Regions from separate parts of the Homo sapiens genome. Here region 1 is linked to region 2. The links are chromatin loops, found by intact Hi-C in ENCODE. Cell type or tissue: heart left ventricle. All regions are shown on one strand. Region 1 overlaps ST3GAL4 (ST3 beta-galactoside alpha-2,3-sialyltransferase 4). Region 2 overlaps DCPS (decapping enzyme, scavenger).

Evidence for each region. Peaks named below come from ENCODE experiments on the same cell type or tissue, not always from the same donor. Only the 100,000 strongest peaks of a DNase experiment are listed, where the experiment ranks them.
Region 1: it touches region 2 in a loop (4-fold over the local background); 19 of 110 quality-filtered maps call a loop at or near these places.

What each region holds. Positions count from the first base shown.
Region 1 is chr11:126,391,017-126,393,516 of GRCh38, forward strand. The region is part of intron 1 of ST3GAL4 (ST3 beta-galactoside alpha-2,3-sialyltransferase 4); the gene reads left to right. Among named protein-coding and RNA genes, the nearest start is that of ST3GAL4, 37 kb to the left of the region's middle. In heart left ventricle, a CTCF peak has its summit at 1,151 (motif pointing left); no DNase peak of the experiment used is centred here; H3K27ac peaks cover 2,350 bases.
Region 2 is chr11:126,309,532-126,312,031 of GRCh38, forward strand. The region is part of intron 2 of DCPS (decapping enzyme, scavenger); the gene reads left to right. Among named protein-coding and RNA genes, the nearest start is that of TIRAP-AS1, 6.5 kb to the left of the region's middle. RefSeq lists an enhancer at 1,887-1,956. In heart left ventricle, a CTCF peak has its summit at 1,136 (motif pointing right); a DNase peak (open chromatin) is centred at 1,170.

The DNA.
Region 1 (2,500 bases), 81 kb after region 2:
CTTTCTTTTTCAGGCTGAATAATATTCCATTGTATGCGTAGACCACATTTTGTGGATCCGTTCATCCACTGATGGACGCTTGGGGGTTGCTTCCACATTAGCTATTGCAAAGTCAATAATGCTGCTGTGACCACGGGTGTACAGATATCTCTTTGACATCCTGGTCTCAAATATTTTGGGGATATACCCAGAAGTGCAGTTGCTTGATCCTATCCTGTCCCTTGCTTTTCCCTTTGCTTCCTTGTTTTTTTTTTTTCTTTTTGTTTTATGGGAGTGCTGATATATTCAAGTATTTGTTGATTGCATGCATTATGCCTGACTTGCTCAAAGCATGATGTCTTGAGCACTTAGCAACCTTGTGCCTGCTGAGTGGTGGAACAGTTCTGAAAAGGTCTGTTCTGGAGTGGGGGTGCTGTTTCGGAGAGCGATGAATCAGGGGCTTGGGTGCTGACTTTAGGAGGTGCGGCTCTTGGAAAGACAGAGTGTGACTTCCCCAGTGTGGTCTCCTTCCTTTTCCTCACCACTTCTCCTACCTAACCCCAAGAATGAGTCCTTGAGTCTGTCTCAGTAGGTGGATCTGCATTCAGTGCAGGGCAGAGCCTGGGTGGCAGTGCCTCTCCTTGCCTCCCTGGCTGCTACAAGGTCCTGTGTAGCATCTGGTGTGGACCCAGCAGCCAGGAGGAGAGCTGAGTGTGATTGGGGTCGTGGTGGGGCCAGTGGCAGTGGATCTCTCTCTTTGTTGGGCTGGGCCAGCGCTTGAATTGAGAGGGGCTGCCATGTGTCTGGGGAGGGCAGAACCCAGCGTCACTGACACCCTCCAGATACAGAGTTCTTGCTCTGTGTTTGGCCCATACCTAATGTTGTGAAGTGGAAATACTGGGGTGTGTTTTGAGGCTCAGAACACCTGTGATAACTTGGTCGTGTGTGTGTGTGTGTGTGTGTGTGTGTGTGTGTGTATGTGTGTGTATGTGTATATATAAAATTATTTTCCTTAACACCACTGACCTGAAGGCAGTTACACGTAATTTACAAATGAGGAATCTGAGGCTTTGAGATTGTCAAGGTCACCTGACCAGTGACTGCAGAGGCTGGATTGGCCTGTGGGCCTGAGTCCGTACCCCTTTTCACTGGCTCCTCCTGGAGGCCACATGTACCTTGCGCTTCCTGGGGCTTGGTCCTGGGGTTTCATCTCAGGTTGACCCCCGTTAGGAGGAAGTAAGTAGGAAGGAAGGAGATTTCCTGGGTATTAGGGTGTCCTCAAGCCTGCAGCTCTCCTGGGACTGCACAGAGTTTACTGTCGGACATCAGTTCTGATATGGTGCAGCAGACATGGAGCTGGTAAGTGGTTAAGATCAGTCGGACATGACAACCTCCAGTTCTGCAGAAGCCACTTCATTTGCCTGGGGATAAAGCAGGTCCTTGTGAGCTCATCGACATGCATTTGGCAGAAAGTGCGCTGGCTCTGCCAGCTCCCAGTGTGAGCTTCTAGCAAGCCCCTTGTGCCTTAGATGCCCAGGTCTTTTCAGAATAAGCCTGGCTTGTTTTAACTTGATGCAACTTGCTGCTCACAGTCATCTTATTGTTTGCTGATGAATTCAGACCTCCATTCATTTAAATATTTGTCAGTTATCTACCATGTGTCAGGCATTAAATTTAGTGCTGGAGATACTATGGGACATAAGAAGTCCCTGCTTGCTGGGAGTGCGTGGTCTAATTGGTACTTGGGACAGTGTGGTTTAACTGCCACAAAGTTAATAAAGCAGCATGATGTGACAGAGCTGGATGTGGGGGAGTGAGGAAGCTTCTCTGGACTGGGTGGTCTGAACCCCATGCAGGGAGGAAACTGTGGCTGGGAGGAGAGGAGGCCGGAAGAGAGGTCTGGGCTTGGGTCCCAACCACTGATTCCAGATCTCTCAACATTTGTAACACGACCAACTCCTGTTCTTTTTTTTTTTTTTTTTTGAGACAGGCTAGAGTGCAGGGGGACGATCATAGCTTACTGCAGCCTCGATCTCCTGGACTCAGGGGGTCCTCCTGTCTCAGCCTCCCAAGTATCTAGGACTACAGGTGTGTGCCACCACACCCGGCTAATTTTATTTTTATTTTTATAGAGACGGGGCAGAGTCTGCAGTCACATGCCTTGCAAGTAGCAGAGACAGGGTTTAGTCTCGGTAGCCAGTGCCTAGGGCACAGGTCTTGGCCAGAGGAGAGAAGGCTCAGGTGAACCAGTTTCATCTGACCTGCTTGCTAACTCAAACATGGCTGCCCAACTGCGTGGGCTGGCAAGGTATGTGAGGTGGGTAGCTGGGTGGCCCGCCCCTTGCAGGCACTGGGGCAGGATATCAGGGGGTCCAGAAGAGGTTGGGTTTAGGCAGAGTAGAGGTGATTGTGTGGGCCGGGGGAGCAATGTCACCTTGAATGTGTTTCCATACCCAGGGCCCAGATGGCTCAGGAGGAGGGGGATGGGGACGGGGAGAGTGAGGTCTTTTTGACTTTGATG
Region 2 (2,500 bases):
CTGTACGTATTCAATACAGACGCAATGTCCTTCTTTTTTTAAGTATTTTTATTCTTCATTTGGTTGAATCCACAGATATGGAACCCACAATACGGAGGGCCGACTGTACATGCGGTGCCTTTCGCTCCTGCTTTTCCTACCAAAACTAGGGATGGGGATTTGGAAGTCGCAGCGGTTTGCTTCAGGGCCCGGTTGCTCCCTTGTTTAGCTGCATAGCTTTTCCCTGGGTGATATTTGAGGTCAGGATTGTCAAACTTTTTCTGTCAAAAACCAAAGAGTCAATATTTTAGGCCTTGTGAGGCACAAATGGTCTCTGTCTCCTCTTCTTCTTTTCCTCCCATCTTCCTTCCCAACCCCTTCTTCTTCTGCCTTTTCTGCCTTCTCCTTCCTTCTTCTTTTTCTCAACCCCTGTGAAAATGAAAATATCACTCTTGGTTTGCTGATTGTACAAATAGAGGTCCAGCTGGCCATAGTTTGTTAACCTCTGTTCCAGATTTTTACCACTCAAAGTGTGGTTTGTGAACCAGCAGTATTCGCACCACCTGGGAGTCTGGTAAAACAGAATCTCCTCCCCATTTCAGACTACAGAATCACTGGAGTCTGCATTTTAGCACAACTCCCTGGTGAGCCATATGCACGTAAAACTTTGAGAGGCACTGGTCTTTAAAAAAACACCATCTGTATGCCGGCGACGCCCACCTTTATTTCTCCATCCTTGACCTCTCCAAGAACTCCGGGCTCATATTGAAATAAAGCCCTCCTTGACATCTCCATTTGGAGGTCTCATAGGTGCAATTCAAGAATCCGATGCGCTAATGTACTTAAAAGCACTGAGCACAATACTAAGTAGTAGCTGCTGTTATTAGTCTCATGTGCCAGGCCCTATGCCGCGTACCGTAGCTTCAGAGATGAGTAAGATACCATCCTTGCCCTCACAGTCTTGTTTGGGGTCAGGGGTGGGGACATAGTGGTGAAAAGAGGAGAGTTTGGTCACTGCCTGGATATAAGGGGTGAGGTCCTCGAAGGTTGGAGCCATGTCGCCCATATTAGGTGCTTTCAATAAGTGAAGAATGAACCCACAAACTGACCTATGTGTAGATTTGTTTTCCTGTGGGCTGGGCATTCCACAGCCACAAGGTGGCAGCATTGCCAAAATAGTCCTGTGGCCCACTCCAGCTGTCCCCTCTGTGGGAAGGCCAGCTAAGTCAGAGCCTGGGACCTCCCTCTCCAGTCCCAGCCTTGGAGTCAACTCAATGCTGCCCACCCCGAGGGCCCTGAATGTGCAGTTCCTGCAGCCTCAGCCCTCTGTCCCCCTGCATGGTTGTGCCTTTGAGTTTTTCTGCTGTCTCTGGCTGCTTCTTTAGACCTCCTTCCTAGAATACTGTTTGCCTAGGGGAGCCCCCACCCCTCATTTCTGAGCTGGCCACAGTAGAAATCATGGGCTCAGCTGATTTTTTTCTGGTATTCCTCTGGTCACTGGCAACTTTCTTTTCCTCTTCAAGTCTGGAGGTTTTGCAGTCTCCTCATTCGTTTATCCCCTCCACGTTCTCAGCTGACTGCAAGAGGCTGCTCGTGTGAGCCACTCATCCTTCCAGCTGCAATGTCCATCCCAACGACATAATGGAGAGAGCATGGGCTTTAGGAGTTAGTCATGCTGGGGCACTCATGCTTTCTCATGGCATGCACTGGGGCAGCAACATGCTGTTTCTGAGTTTTAGCACAGTGCCAGTGCTGAGAACAAGCCTCACGTCAGGCAGACCTGGGTGCGAATCCTGGCTTTGCCATTTGCTAACCATGAGGACCTGGGACATTTCTTTATTCATTTAACAAATGTGAAGTGTCTGCTATGTGCCAGCTACTCTAGTAGAAGCAAGGTCTGTGTTGGTGAAGATAACCGATGTCTCCCTGTCTTTGCAGTTCTAGTGGGGAAGGCAGACAGCAAACAAGGAAGCAGATGTCTGAGTGGCCATGAGCAGGAGAGAGCCTACTCAGACCAGGGCTCTAGGAGGGCTCTCTGCAGTGGAGCTGACACCCAGGCTGAGGCCTGAAAGATGGGAAGAAGCCAGCTGTGCAAAGAGGGGAGAACACTCTGGGCTGAGGAATAGCACGTGTTCTGGGGATGGAAAGAAGAACAGAAATGAGGCTGTTATGTCAGGAGTGATGGGGTGGGATGGTGGCAGGGGTGTGTACTACAGATGAAGTTGGGGAAGTAGCTTCAGTTATTTTCTGTTAAATTAGGTTAGAAACTGAACTTACCTCAGTGGGTAGGTTATGAAACACATAAGGAAGTTTTCACAACTTTAGCCACTGCCCGCAGTGAGAGATATGTTTCACATTATGGTCTATTACACATGGACTAATAGACATGAATAGAAATGAAACTTTATTTATTGAGTTAGTTAGTTAGTTTGTTTTTGAGACGGAGTTTTGCTCTTGTCATCCAGGCTAGAGTGCAATGGCGCGATATTGGCTTACTGCAACCCCTGCCTCCCGGGTTCGA